Linked DNA regions of Homo sapiens: region 1 is linked to region 2. A link is a contact called in ENCODE Hi-C or POLR2A ChIA-PET data. All regions are on one chromosome and are shown on one strand. The core of a region is the stretch at or near the end of the contact, and the rest is flanking DNA. Distances in the headings are between cores, read along the strand shown. Region 1 holds the start of STK24-AS1 (STK24 antisense RNA 1). Region 2 holds the start of MIR17HG (miR-17-92a-1 cluster host gene).

Region 1 (7,732 bases), core at 258-2,757, 7.2 Mb before region 2:
TTTTAAATGACTACATAGTACTCGTATGAAAATGCTATTATTTACTTAACCTCTGTGAGACTTTTTGGCTGTTCCGTTTCCCCAGGATTCTAAACATCACTGTGTCTTCTTACATGCATTCTTCCACACTTCTTGGTTGTTGCCTTAGGATATGTTACTTTAGGTAGAATTCCTGGGCTGCGCTGAAGAATAGAAACATTTTAAAGATTCACATTCTTGCTTGTTTTGCTGTTCGCCTCTTTAGGTACCATATTTTTTAGGTGTACAAAATTTATACACCTGATTTTAAGTTCCTGGGTATCAGGGTTCATACTTCTCTTAATTTTGTATTTCCTTGCAGTCCTACTTACGGGTGGCAGGGCTCCTCAAGGGATGGGTGTACCAATGACAACCATGAAAGTATTCTAAGGTATTCCCTAGGACTCCGAGAAAAAACATGCATCTTTCCAAAGGGAAAGAAGGGATTAGATGTTAGCATCCTACTCCATGTCAGATCCAGAGCACCCGGGGGAACTGAAGTTCGTGGATGGAATACAATGACACCTCAGAAAAGAAATACTCCTTTGGTGGAGGCCTTTAAACTTTTGGGGGCTCATTTTGTCTGCCTAACTCGCCCAGCCAGGGCGCAAAATGGCCACTTAGGAGCATGAGTGAGGTGCCAGCGTCCCTACAATCTAAGGAGCAGGGAGTCATCACTGGGGTGGCTGCCGCTCTACCTGTTTGCGACTGTAATAAAACACCTTCTGGAGGCCGAGGGACCCGCTTCATCCTGACTTTTCCCCTCAGTAGCTAGAGAGAAGGCGGCTGAAAAGAGGAGACAGAACTGGTGCTGAGTGGGCCTGGAGCTTCCGAGGCAAGGGAAAGAGGGAGAGGGCTGCAGTTCAAAGTCCAGACGCGCTTTCCTTCCATTCTCTTCCCTTCCTCCCTGCCCTCTGCGCCCCATTTTCCCCTTATCGTGGGTGGGGGCTTCTGATTTGCTGCGGATCCCAGAGATGGTGGGGTTCAGCCTCCGCACTGCTTAGCTAAGTTCCCAGCCCAGCAGTCCCAGCCGGGCTGTTTTCGGTAACCAAAGCACTAGGAATTAACCTCTCTCTCGGCCTCTTCCCTTTCGGTTTCCTTCTTGGGTTGGCTGGAAACTTCACCCAGACACCGAAGCAGCTCTGCCCGGCCTTTTGGCACAGGCCACCGGCCGAGGCCCCACGGGGCGCTCTCCTTCCCCAGGTGCCCCCGACTCCGATCCTGCCCTCAGGGGCTCGCCCGGGACGCGTTTTCCCAGAGGCCGCCGGGGCGGGGTGGGCTGGCTGGCGGGAAGAGGGGGCCGCGGCCCAGGCTCGCCCCGGCGCCGGCCCGGTGGGCACGCGGCCAGCCTCCGGCCCCGACTCGGTCCCTCCCGGCGCCCGCCCCAGCCGAGGCCCCCTCCCGGCCCCGCCGCCCGCCCGCGGGGGCGTGGGAGCGCCGCAGGAGCAGCTGGGACCCGGGCCGGGCCGACAGGCGGCGGCTGCGGCCTAGGGCTCCCGCGCGGCCACCGGCCTCTCCCCTCCCCCTCCCGGAAGCGCGGGGCGGGGTCCCCGGCCGGGCCGTGGGGGCGGGCGCGGGGGCCGGGCCGGGGCGGGACGCGCTCGGCGCTCGCGGGCTCGGCGGGCTGTGCGCGCCCACTCCGGCTCCAGCGGCCAGCGCGCGCGGGCCCAGGCCGCCCGGCTCCAGCCCAGCAGTAGCGGCAGCAGCGGCGGCGGCGGCAGTGCGCGCGAGGCCCTGCGCCCCCAGCAGCTCCTCCCTGGCGCCGTGCATGGAGACGCGGCCCGCCACCCGCCGCTGAGCCCCCGCCGCCCGGCCGGGACCCGCCAGGGCTGGGGTGGCCTCGGGCTCCGGCCGGCCCCGCCGCCCGAGGGCTGCGCGCGGCCCGCGGGCCTCGCCGCCCCGCGCGGATCGTCGCGGCCCGGCCGTCCCGTCCCAGGAAGTGGCCGTCCTGAGCGCCATGGCTCACTCCCCGGTGCAGTCGGGCCTGCCCGGCATGCAGGTAGGCGGGCGCGGGCCGCGGGGCCGGGATGCGCGACCGGGGCGGAAGCAGCAACTTGGCGGTATCCACACGGCGTCCCCCTACGCTCAGCCGGCCGGGGTCGCGCCGGAGCCTGGCTCCCCGCGCGCCCGGCTCGGCCGGGGGTCCGAGTCCGAGTCCCTGGGCGTCCCTGCCGGCTCCGGCGGCCGAGGTCTCCGGCGTGTGCGTGCAGGAGCCGTAGGAACCGCGGCCTGGGTCCGGATGTGGGGGTGCGGGCGCCTAGTCCTCCGCGCTCCCCTCGCCCCAACACTCTTCCGGAGCTGCAGGCCCTGGGTGGCCCTGTCCCCGGGAGAAGTGAGGTGGAGTGATGCCCTTGGAGGCCCCCGCCGGGTCCCGGGGCCCTGCGTGGTGGCCGGGTTGGCGGAGGGCCCCAGGACGCGTCCCCCAGGCTCGTCCCCCACCCCCGGGCAGGCGGGCGGGAGACCTGGGCAGGGCGGGGACGGGGAGCGCGCCTGGACTCGTCCGGGCCCGAGCGGAGTAGGCAGGGTGGAGTGGAGGAAGGTAACCGCGAGTTCCACTTGCAGTGGCTTTGCCCGGAGCCCCCGTGCACCTGCGGACCGGGGGAAAGTGCGAGTTGCAAACCTTCTGGAAGGAGGAATCCCTCGGACAGCCGCGCACCAGGGTCCCGGGCCCGGCCCCGGGACCCTGGACTTTCACTTTGAGACTTGGTTGCATTTACAGGAATTCTTCGCCCAGTAAACCTCTCTTTCGGTACTTGGTGACACCTTGGCCTACCAGTGACTTTTTGGGGAGTGGGAGAGGAGTTGAATTTCAAATTTACATGTATAAGTTAAAGGTTTTTTGTTGTTGTTGTTTTCGTTGTCGTTGCTTTTAGCCCTTTGAAAAACAAAGCTACCGTCCTTGGCTAACTCTTGTAAACTTTGTAGGCGCAGAAATGGTGGCAAAATGCTTAGGATGGAAATCTTAGGATGCAGTTAGGATATGTCATGAAAGTTTGCTCTGCCAGTTTAGCTGAGTGAACGTTAAGTGTTTGAAGAAAACCAAAAGCATCCAAGTAGATTACTGGTTGATTTACAGGTACCAACAGGCTCCTTCCCTGTGTCTTGAGGGCTGAGAAGCACAGAGCCCAGACCTGGGACTGCCTCTGGGGTCTGCTCGCCTCTTCCAGTGAGATCATCCCTCTCCCTTCTTTTTTTGAAACCGTAAAAAGAAAACTGGATTTCACTGTTCAGGTTTGAATTCTGGAAAAATAGGAACTCAAAGTTACCACTTTAATGGCAGCTAGAATTTTAGTCCAAGTGTGTGTGTGTGTATATGTGTGTGTGTGTGTGTGTGTGTATATATAAGCAGTATATATATGTGTGTATATATGTTTAAGCAGTAAATAAATATACATTTAAGCAGCAACAGTTAAGTTATTATCTTAAGAGTGACTGGGAAGATGCTTGAAGAATATTCTTTTGTCGACTCTCATTTAAGGAGCGTTGAATTTAGCATGCATTCAAAACCTAAACTTCTGCTGACTGCTGGGTAACAATCAGATGTGGTTTCTTGGTATTTTCTAAAGCCGCTTTGGTATGAATTTAGAGGTGTGTAGGTCAGAGTGAACTGGGTGAAAAAAGTAATTTCTTACTAGTCGAGCAAGAAAGGACTCTTGTAATGATTTAAAAAAAAAGTTTTATCAATATTTCCTTTAGGTTGATATTTATACCGTGTTCATCAGGTTGGAATCTAGCACAAATGCCTCACTTACTAGGTTAATTGGCCTTTGTGGATAGCGAATCAGTTTGAAAAGGTACTAAAGCCCCTTTGGCTGGTGCCGTGAAGTCAGTATCAGATGGTTACCAGGTGATATCTAGTATCTCACCTTTTCATTTTTATCCTCACTTTTTTTTTTGAGTGGGTCAGAATTCTTAAACCTTGGGAAAAGAAGATACATTTCCTTAATAACTTTGCCTCTCAACTATTATGTATCTGTTAGGTTGTGTTACATGGGAACTGTTTTTATTTTGTTTTCTCAGTATGAAAGATCTTAAGTGTTTCTCAGTGGAAAAGATGATCAGATTTTCAGCTGTTACAGTTTTACAGTTTTAGAGGTAGGTAAGTTGGCTTCTGCCAGTCATTCCTGTACCTAAGTACATCTACAGACTGTATGGTAACAGTGTATCATTTGGGGAAGAACATTCTTTTCTCCTCCCCCACCCCACAAAAGAAAAACAACAGCACATTTATTTTCTACTTCAAATTAGCAGTTGCTACTGCCCTGGGAGGCTTCCCTAAGAGTTGTTGCTGAAGATTCAATTAAAAACACACCTGCTTTCGACTGTTGTCTGCTAAATGGGAGGAGAGAAGTCCGTATCTCTTCTATGGCTTGCTCTGATAGGCCTCATAGCCCTCCCTTTTTCTTGTCTCCTGACCAGGGCTTATAAGGAGTTGGCTTAGAAAGACAGCAGAGTCTGTAATCTCAGCAGTTTGAGAGGCCGAAGTGGGCGGATCATGAGGTCAGGAGATCGAGACCATCCTGGCTAACATGGTGAAACCCTGTTTCTACTAAAAATCCAAAAAATTAGCTGGGCGTGGTGGCACACGCCTGTAATCCCAGCTACTCGGGAGGCTGAGGCAGGAGAATCACTTGAACCCGGGAGGCGGAGGTTGCGTTGAGCTGAGATTGTGCCGTTGCACCCCAGCCTGGGCGACAGAGGCAGACTCCGTCTCAAAAAAAAAAATAAAATAAAAAAATAAAGCAGAGTGAATTCAGGTGGCCTAGGCAAGGATGCTTGAAAAATAACAACCATGTTAGTATAAACACCATTTTTCAATGTTTTGCAAATCATTTTTATGCCTCTTGATTCTTACCGGTACCGTTTGAGATGTAGATGATATTATACCATTTTGTAGATGTGGAGACCAAGGAAGACTTAACTGACCAAGGTGAGATCATATATTATGTGGCAAATTTGTGATTGGAAACTACTACTCCTCCTACTCCCACTCATCATGCAGTGTTACTGTTTTATGGTTACTTTTGCAAACATTAAAGTTTATCTCATTGCTAGTTAGATTGGCTAAAGAAATTAGAAATAGGAGGCTGATTTTTTAATTTATTCAATCAGCAACCCTTATTGAACTTTCATGTGCCAGGTCCTAGGGGAGGGGTTGAAAGTGGTAGATCTGAATGAGGTTACCATTTAAAGTAAATGTTTAATGAAAGTTGCTGAAGCCTTTGCTTTTTTTCTCTTAAACCCCAGTTTTATATTTCAGTAGGGGAAAAAAATAGACATCAGAAACTGAATGAATATAGTGACGAATAAACATAAAGAAATCAGGCTGATCTGTGGCTATAAGTACTCCGTCTTTCATTGAGCATTTGTTGTTTCACTCAATTGAGATTAAAAGAAAAGCTTCAGATGGAGGCAGGAACACCAATCGGCTTTGAGTTTGCAGAAATGTGATTTAAAAATGAGATTTTGGTTTGCACATTTCTGTTACAAAATTTTATCAGTCACTTTTCAACTTTTCTGAACCGTGACCCATGTAAGAAATATATTTTACATCAGGATCAAAAACAAGTTTCAGGAGACCGTACTAATCCTTACTACGGGTTGAGTATCCCTCATCCAAAATGCTTGGGACCACAAGTGTTTCGAATTTTGGAATATTTGCATTATATGCTTGTTGAACATCCGAAATCAGAAGTGCTCCCAATGAGCATTTCCTTTGAGTGTCATGTTGGCGCTGAAAAGTTTCATATTTTGGAGCATTTTGGATCAGGGATGCTCAGCCTGTGCTTGTGATGTGCTGTTGTGGTATATTTAAAAAAGGAGCTGGTTGCAACACTAGATTGATTTCACAGCCCACTGATTCCTGACCCACAGTTTGAAAAATACTGAATTATATACGTCACATGTATTGCATATTGCAGGGCCTGGTTAATTTACCATGTTTTGAAGTTGTAAGTTTAACATAGTTTCATATTTGAAAATACAGATAATTTAGAGGAATAGCTTAAAAACCTGAAGTTTGTCTTGTTAACATCATCCTGTCCCCCTCGTTCCCCTTCTGTTTTTCTTGCTGCTTGGATAAATAGACCTTTGCTGAGAATGCCCCTTGCATCAGGATAGTGAGACTGGTGTCTAATGGCCAGTCTGGGAACATGGGGAGCTTTTCTCAAGTGCTCTGCTCCACCCTAGGGAAGCCTGTGCACTCTGGGAGTCTGGGAAATGAAGGCAAACACAGGACAGCTGCATTTAATTGTGGCTTAAGTGCTCTTGTACTTTTTTTTCTTGTTAGTGTCACATTTCCACGGGTTCTTTTCCGTTCCTTCCTTGGGAGGTGCCTGCCCAGTTACCCTGTTACCATCTGCACCCTGGGGGAAGGTTGGTGTGTCACTGGGTGTGGACAGTCAGGACATCCGAGACGTGGGTTCGGAGAGCACCTTGGGGACTTGCTGAACTGTGGAGTGTGCTCTGGTGACTGACAGCATTGGACTGCACAGGGGAGCCTGCAGAGTATAGTGCCCGGAGTCGTTGGAGGCAGAGTTCAGAGCCTCAGTCCATCCTGTCCTCAAGAGGTCGGCTGCCTGCTTTGGGGCATGTGCTCTAAGAAGGTTGCAGTGACTGAGGACACAGTGAGCAAAGGCACATGGTTGGAAAGCGGTGACACAGCTTCTGGTGGGCTAGATCTAGATCGGTCCTGGAGCTGAAGAGGCAGTGGGGTGCCTGTGGGCCTGGGGGAGGCCTTGCATCTGTAGACAGCCGGAAGTATGGCACATTTTTGAGCAGATGATCTCCTGTTCTTTGGGGCTCCTGCTTTCTCAGGTGTGGGGAGTGCTGGGTGCCCCTTTAGAAGGCATTGCAGCACTTCAGGGAAGAGGAAGCCCAGGGATGCGAGTGGGGAGCCCAGGTGTCAGTAGGACAGCCTAAGTGGATTTTTTTAGCATTCACTCAGCTTCGTGGCTTGAACTCTCAGTGAACATTTTATAGTATCTCATTACTCCTCTTGCTTTATGATCCTTTTTGCTGATCAGTGCTAAAGAGTAATAAGTACTCAGTTACTGTTAGTTACTGTTTTGTTAGTTAGTTGCCTATGTAAGTGTCAAAAAAACAAAAAACCTATTTTGAATACTCCGTGTTCCAAAATGTAACAATGGTAAGAATTTGTTTTGCTTGAAAGTGTTCTTTTTTGAGGGGGAGGATGGTCACAAGGTTTTTTTAAATTAGAAAAACCCAAACTTTTGGAGGAGTCCAGTCTCAGATCTGGGAGTATTCTTGATAGCATGTCACATAAAAGCAAGTGACCTTCAAGTAGGAATTGGTCAGATGAGATTTTCTAGCTTGCTAACTGTGCTGAGCAGTTATGGGCAGGTGGCGGCTGGCATCATTGCTTTCCCACCCTCTTTCTGACTTTGATGCTCTTCTTGGAGCTACGGTCTGATGCGTAGAGCTGAGCTGCCTAATGTGGTGCAGGTTGAGTTTCATTTTCAGTTCAGTATTTTTCCAGGACCCTGGTGCAAGATGCAGGGTGAGCAGTTACTGAAGGGAGGAGCCTGTCGATGGTCACTGCTACTTTCTGCTGTGCTTGTGCGGTTACACACACTCTAAAGCCGCAGTCCAGGCGTCCGATGGTCTCCTGAGAAACGGGCCCCTTAGCTCTTTATTTGGGCGATTACTCCCGATGATTCAGAGCTGCCCTTGTGGAAGCTCCTTACCTGCAGGA
Region 2 (7,704 bases), core at 304-2,803:
GCCTGCCTTTTTCAGTTCCTTTTCCCTTTGCTGCAGTTTAGGAACAGAAGACCGGGCAGGAACACCCGAGACTGCAAAGTGCCCGCCACGCTCATGGAGCCCGGGCCGGCAGCACATGTCGCACAAGGGGGAGCGCGGCCCTGCGATTCTCCGCGTAGCCGCCAGGGGGCGGCGGGTCAGAGTCAGGCCCCGCCGGACGCGGCAACCCCCCCAACCCGTTTCCCGGCGGCAGCCGCGCGGCGACCGGCGGCGCCGAGGCCCGAGTGCGGCGGGGACGCGGGCGCGCCGCCCCTCCTTTGTGTCCCCCAGCCCCCCCGAGCCCGGCCCAGAGGGGCGGGGGCTCCGCGGCCGCGGTGCCCGTCGCACGCGGCCCGAGGCCTAAGCCGGGAACAATCGGCGGCGGCGCGCAGTCGCCGCCATGTCCCCCGCCCTCACCCCCGTGCAGCCCGCCCCGCAGGAACATGGCGGCGGGGACGCCGCTCCCGCCGAGCCGGGCTGGCCCTCCCGCGCCACACTCCCAGCAAGCGGCCGGGCGCAGGCGGCTCCACGCCGCGGCTGAGGCCGACTGCGGCCTCCTCCGAGGGCCACGGCGGGGAAGTTGCGGGCCCCGCCCCGAGGCTGCCCACGCGGGCTAACAAAGCCCACGCGGAGCGGGGGTGGCGCCCAGGCCGCGCCGATCTCGGCGCCCCTCCGCCCACCCTCGCGCGTACAAAGTTTGGGGAACCGCGGGCTCCCGCCCACGCCACGCCGCCCGCTGGCGCGCAGGTACCTCGTGGGCGCGCCCCCTCCCGGCCCGCGGCCTGCCCCATGTGCCGCCGCCGCCGCCGCTTTGTTCTGGAGGCGCTTTAACTCTCGCCCTCGGGAGAAACTTTCCTACCCAGAGACCCCACGCCCCGCGCGCGCCCCGGGCCCCGGAGAAGGCACGGGCCTCGCACGTCCTCTCCCCGAGGGGCCATTGTGTTCGCCGTCCGCCCACCCGCCTTCGGGTCGGCCCAGGCAGGGTCTGCGCGGGTCCCGGGCGCGGCCGCCACGCGCACGCCGCCCCCTCCCACCCTCCCGCCCCGGCCCTGCCCCCCTCCGCCGGCCCGCGGGCGAGCGAGGGGGCAGCCAGATGCGGCTGCCACACGCCGGGGCGGCCAACGGCCGAGACCCGCCCCGGCCACGCCGCCGCCGCCACGCTGCCCCGGGCCAGTCCGCCCCGGGCCGCTCCGCCCCGCCCGCCAGACCCGGGCCGCACACAACAGGTTTCCCTCCGTCGCCGGAGGGGCGGGCAGACTCACCAGGAGGAGTAGCCGCCACCATCTTCGGCTGGCCGGCCGCGGGCTCCTGCTCCCGCCTCCCCGCCCGCCTGCGCTTTACTACGACCGGAGGCCCCAGGCCGGGGGTGCGGCCGGCCGGCCCGCCCCGCGAGGAGAGCTTCGCGGAGGAGCGCGAGCCCCGGCGGCGCTGCGGTAGTCGTCCCCACCCCCTCGGCCTCGCCCGAGGGCGCGAAGTGGCGCGAAGGCGCAGGTCGGGCGGCGGCGGCGGCACCTCGAAGGACCATGTGGGTGAATGAAGGGCGGCGGCTCCCGCCTCAACGTAAATACGGACAAGCCCCACTCCCTCATTAGCATAAAAAACAAAGTACTTCCGACCTCCCCGCCCGCCCGCCAATCACCGCAGGCCCCGCCCACGGCGGCTCGTTCTTGGCGGCCGGGAGAGCGGGAGCCGGGAGCCGCTGGCGGCGCCGCGCAGCCTTCCCCGGGCCGCGCTCCCCCGTGGCCCGCCCACCGCCGCCAGCCTCGCGGAGCGCCTCGCCCGAACACCTCGCGCCACGCCTCCGGCACGCCCTCCGTTAACAAGCTCTGCGCGCGTGCAGACCCCCGCGCGCCGCACACCCTCCTGGAAGCGCACGCTTCCCGGGGCTTCCTGGGAGCCCTGCTCTCCCTGGGACTCGACGTGTACGCTGTGCGATCACAGTTTATTACTTTACCGGCCCTTGGTGGGTTTCCGAGGTAATTAGGGGCCTGCTCCAGGCCAACCGGAACCAGAGAAGTAAAATCCAGTGACTTTAACATCGAAACAGAATTACTCGCTGCAAAGATCGTTTGAGACCCAGAAATAAATACATTACACCCGACACTCTTGTGAATGCACACTTCGTGGCAATGTGTTTCCTTAACCTGGCCGCGTGTAAACCAAAACGCATGCCCGAGCAGAGGTTTCACAGCTGCAGTACCTGAGCCTCCCCTCTCATGCCCAGCTGCATTTAGTAAGAACTCTGGGTTCTCCAGTAGAAATAGCATAGCTCGGAAAGAACCTCATAAACAACCACAAAGCTGAGAAAAGAAGCCCAATCAGGAGCACCTCCTTCTTCACATTGTGGTTCAGGAAATTCCGGAATTCTCAGAAACATAATTGTTAAAAGTGAGGATTCATAACATTTACGAGAAATACAGCAATTATAAATTGGTTTAAATCTAGTAAGTAGCTACTGCAAAGCACATATCACTGGTTCGTGATTGTACAAGTCAACTGTAAAACACACATTACCAAAGGATGTCTTTAATGCCCCAATGTTAAAATTTTTGACATTCAAACCTTGACAGTATTGTCATTTACTGTCTTTGACTTATTTTATCATGCTTTGCTTAAATCCAATTGTCAAACTAGTGATGACATAAAAAATAGTGGATTAAAGTTTTGCTACTCTTTTTTTTATTGAGTCTAGTTTCTAGATATTCCTTTCTTTGTAAATCAAAATAAAAGGCCAAATCTGAAATTTTACAATATCTAATATTTCTGTAATATAGTCATTTATGAACGTTTCAAAGAGGAAAACACTGCTAATTTTATTACAAGTCTAATTTTACGTTACTTTTGGTCGGCATTGACTAATATGTCAATGCCTTTTTCTTTAAAACTTTATCTTCTGTTTCAAATTAGAATGGTTGAGGCGGGGGGATGTTGTGAGTAAGATTGTTCATCACACTCTCTGAATCATGGGAAATCCCACCTATATACAGGTTTCTTAGCAGGAGTTATTCATCTCATAGTTTCCTTCCAATTAAAGTCAACATTGAAATACTACTAGCTTTAAAAAGCTGTTTTTAGGTATCTCACTATATTTCTGTGGAAATCTGACATACAAGCAACTATTTTCTGTGACTACAGTATAAGAAATAATTCTTAATGTATACCCTTTTTTATGGTAATCAGGATTTTGGAAGACGCAAATTCATTTAAACCTACTGACTTGGAAATTCCAGAAAGTTTCAGAATTAGTAGGTTGCATTTTAAGGGTTTCGCTCATACTTCCTTTCAAAATTAATAAATTATCTTAAGTATAATTAGAATAATTGAAAACGTTTTAATCCCAAATGAATTTGAAGCTTAGCCAACTTGATGTTTTTTGGAAGTCACTACTAGTGAGAAACCTATCTTCCCTGATTTTAGGGGCCACACTTGGGTATACTTGATAACTAAAGGGAAGATTTTTGTGGTTATAATTTTGAAGATCACAAAAATATGTGAACTGCTAACAAATGCCTTCTGCAACCAAGGAATGTAAAAATAAAGCAATCTGAAATGCCAAAGTGAGACACACAGCCTTCTCAAGTCAGCTAAAACACAGTACTGTTTTACACAATCCAGAACATTCAGAACGTTTTAGATAAAATGAAAAGCTCAGTTCAACGTCAGAGCAGTTCTATATAGCCCTCAGTTTACATGATATATAGAAAGTAATAGAGAATATCTGTATTTTTTACTTTTTACCCATGTGTTTCGGTCTTATAGATGTTATGAATTAAGAAGATCTGAAAAGTTATTGACCTTGTAAATAATATTGAGGATTTTATTTCCTACCTTTTATTGTTTAACTATGTCAGTATCAACTGAGTTAAATGTGTTGAATTTTTGAAAGATAAATTCAGTTAAAATGTTGTGTTTTAGCATAATTATAGAATTTAAGAAACTAATAAAACAATAATCACATTCACATTATAGATGTGAAAACATAGGAATGATGCAAGAATCTAAGTTAAAGACAACTTCTAGTGTTATTTTAAACCTGTATTTATATATAATTTAAATAGTAATTCAGAGGGTCTAAAAATTGGCTAAGCAATTAAGTATATTTCATATTTTTGCGAATTGGCATTTTTAACATAGATGCCTATAAGTATGTATTATTTTCCCACAGCATTTGTATTTTACGGAAAAGGAATACAAATTTAAACACCACGTTGAGTTCAGAAAGTGAACTGGTTATAAACTGAGAACATTTTGGACTCTTGTAATGTAGCAAACAGTAATCAATAACACACATTCAATGATGAAATTTGGGATTTTTTTTACAATATATATCTATAAATGTCTGAAAAGACACAGTCTAGTCCTCCCATATTAATTATGTTTTCCATTGAAACTGTTCGGTCCACTTTAGCAATTATGTATTATGTGTCTGCTATGCTTGCACTGGTCAAAGATATAAGGAGGGATAAGACAGAACCCGTGTCCATGAAAAGTTTAGGAACTCCAGAATATTATTGATTACCACGAATCTTTCACAAATAAGCTGAAGATTTCATGTCTTCAACCTTTTTTTTTTTTTACTTGTTCCAATGTCTAATCCAACTGTTATTCTGATGGCAGGTTATTTTACATCCTTAATTTAGAATTTAGAACATCTGCATTTTGTTTATGGTAGTAGATAATCCTGCATAACATGAATATATGAATTATTCACTACAAATGACATTCCAAGATGCTACTAATGACAATAAATTTATAGTGAACACAAAGACCATAATCATTTAACCTGATAGACTTAAGGTTTTGGAATTAAGAAATTATAAATTATAGAGGGAAAAATGAACGTGTGTGGTTTTGAATAAAGAAGCAATTTGAAAAAATTACTCTGTTTTCATATCTTTGAAGTTGTTACTGTGGTACTCTGTAGAACCAGATGGGTATAATTATTATTTAATTAAGAAAAATAGACAGAATAGGTATTATTTGTCACAATAAAGAGGATACAGTCTCTACCCTTAAGGAAGTTTGCTATGCATTGATGTCTATCAGTATATGTAAAGTGGTATGGCTTTTATAAAACTAATACATTTTGAATTTAAACATTTAAAGGCAATATATTGTTATGGTACATCGTGGTAAAGTGTTTCACTAGTTTTTCATTTGTTTTCACTAGAAGAATGAAACATCAAAATTGGAAATGGCTTATTTTCAATTTCTTGTTCTTAACTCAGTGGTTCCCAGCCCAGCTGTACTTTACAATCAACCAAGAGCCTTTGAAACATGCAAATGTGTGACCCTTACTTGCAGATATTCTAATTTAGGTGGTAAGAAGTGGGGCCAAAATCCTTTTCAAAAAATTCCCTGGTCATACTTATATGAATCACGACTGACAAGCTCTGGTACTTAGTTCTTGAATGAAATAAAAATGTTTGATTAATCATTACTATTAGCTGATTAATCTTGATAAATGTTTGTGCCTGTTTTTATCTCTATTGCATATGTATGTTATTAATTAACACATAAGGAAGCAATGAGAAACTGGCCCAGGATATTGCAACTCCTTCATCAAGGAGTTATGGGCATAAAGTTTAAAAAAAAGAGAGACAGAAAACCTTCAGAAATAATTCTGAAAACTTAATGCCTTACACTGTAGTAACCTTGTTTGGGAAGACACATTGGTAATTAGAGTGCTGTTATATCTTTGCTATCTGGGGTTGAAGTTTAATTTAACTAACAAATATACTTAATCTTGGAAAAATTATTCCTCACATGGATTGTGTTATGTTTGAAAAAAATTCTCTGGAGTGGACATGTTTAGATATGATAAATTGAATTTGTTCTCAATCACTTAGCAGTGAAAAAGGGCTACGTAGAGATCACCTGGATCATCCACAAATTTTTTTTAAATAATAAAAGACAACAACAAGAAGTGTCCAGGGCAGAGAAATTGCCAAATACTACTGATTTTAGTTAATTTCATTCAATTTTCTAAACTCTTCTTAGGTTTTTCTTGTTTGTGTGTTTGCTTGTTTGTTTGTTTTAATATTCTTGCTTTCAAATGTAGGATTTACCTTCAGTTTTTCCCAGAAGAAACAAGTTGATTCAGCCTATCATGTGGCTGTATTCTGCTAGATAATAGTTCTAGAAACAACTTAAGATATTGATTATATAATTTGGTCCTTAAGATTGCTCAAAATAACACAAATTTGACAGTTGTCCTACTATTTCACAAAACTATACTTAAGTACCAATATTCATCTTAACCATCAAGCCTAATAATTTCTATGTATATCAAGATGATGAAAATTTATTTTTATTTTGTGTAAATTGTGATGGGTTATTTATATCTTTAATAATTTGCCTTTCTGGGGGCACTTTAAAAGTTGGATAGCAACGTGTTCAGAAGGAATATTTATGAAGGTTCAATTGCTGTATTTCTAAAAGTGTGCAAAGAATAAACTGATAAAAATCATAAAAACTCAGAAGTATTATTTACATGAGACTACAGTGAAGGAAATACACGTTTGATAAATTTTGCAAACCAGTGCACCTTAGTTCCCCTAAATACCAGTTAATTAAGCCTTTCCCCTATGCAGGCAGTAAATTTTAATATACCAGCTTATTTTTCACATACTCATGTTCAAAACAAATAGGTATATTACAAAGTTTTGACCAGGTAAAACCAAGACTGAATTTGAACAGTAATGACAAATCATGTCTGAAATGATAAAACTGTAAGGACCAATTAACATTATGGAGAATAAGTGGGAGCTCTGTACTGCAATTGTCCGGGGAGAAATCAGTACCCACCCAAGTCACAGAAACCATCCTTGAGAATGTGAATGATTTTCTCTGTTCTCTGAGAATATATGCATAATGGCATTGTGTTAGTAGGAAGACCAGCTATGTCTGACATATTTGTTTGTAAGAATTTTCCAAAATTATGTGGGTATAAATTAAAAAGCAAATATTTGATTTAGCCATACATGCTTACTTGTGCCCAGTGTTAACATTTGCTTGCAAGATATTTAGAGCAAATTGTTCTCCTTCTCTGGCTGCGATGTCATGGTAGCTGTTATTAAGAGCCACAAGTAAAATTTATCCAATAAAGTATTTAAAGCCAAGTCAAGATAGGAAAGGATGAGGAAAAACTGAAGCATATGAGTCATAAAAACCCAAGCAGGATATTGAAACAAGGAGGAAGATGGAGCCCGAAGGATGGGAATAGGGTATAGAAAATAGCCTAGGAAGGTGGGTGCTGGAAATATTCTATATTTTGCTCTAAGTGGTTACATAGATGTAAATGAAAGTCACCATTACACACTTATAATTGGTGTACTTTATGCCTTTTTTTCTGTGTGTGTTACTTCTCAGTTTCAAAATGTACTAACAGCAATAACAGCAAGCAGGAAGAAATCAGTGTAAGAACCCAAGGTAAACAGAAGAGCAGGGATTAATGAGATACACACAAGGACAATGTAGTTAAATTCTTACATATTTGCTGTTGCTGGCTTTTATGTGTTCTTTGCAATTAAGGAGTCGTTAGCAGAATGGACAAATCATCACAGTTAATATTTAAGAAACTACTTACTAATGCCCAGCAGTCAGAAGAGGTGGCTTTTATGATGCCAAATATTTAAGAAAAGACTAATCTCTAACGTTAGCCAAGGGAATTCTCTTTTGCAATAC

What was found. A loop is a pair of places that touch in the nucleus more often than their neighbours do. ChIA-PET counts read pairs that join two places held with the same protein, here RNA polymerase II (POLR2A). Pooled maps may share reads with other maps.
Region 1: a loop to region 2 is called in a pooled map, with 11 times the contacts of the local background. The contact joins the promoter of STK24-AS1 here to the promoter of MIR17HG in region 2. A Hi-C loop is called at or near these places in 2 of 37 single-sample maps with no recorded cell type and 11 of 50 pooled maps. POLR2A ChIA-PET finds 5 or more read pairs at or near these places in 1 of 52 experiments (activated CD4-positive, alpha-beta T cell).

The regions. Positions count from the first base shown.
Region 1 is chr13:98,571,030-98,578,761 of GRCh38, reverse strand. It overlaps STK24-AS1 (STK24 antisense RNA 1), which reads right to left and starts at 1,507. Exons shown (of 1, transcript NR_046542.1): 1 at 1-1,507. STK24 (serine/threonine kinase 24) reads left to right here and starts at 1,655. Exons shown (of 11, transcript NM_001032296.4): 1 at 1,655-2,017. The coding sequence starts at 1,976. RefSeq lists enhancers at 942-1,131, 7,479-7,528, 7,156-7,732 and silencers at 1,222-1,371, 1,392-1,701, 1,752-2,621, 4,086-4,145, 6,333-6,627.
Region 2 is chr13:91,341,536-91,349,239 of GRCh38, reverse strand. It overlaps MIR17HG (miR-17-92a-1 cluster host gene), which reads right to left and starts at 1,553. Exons shown (of 3, transcript NR_197388.1): 1 at 1,281-1,553. RefSeq lists enhancers at 1-515, 1,985-2,064 and silencers at 65-1,054, 1,105-1,884.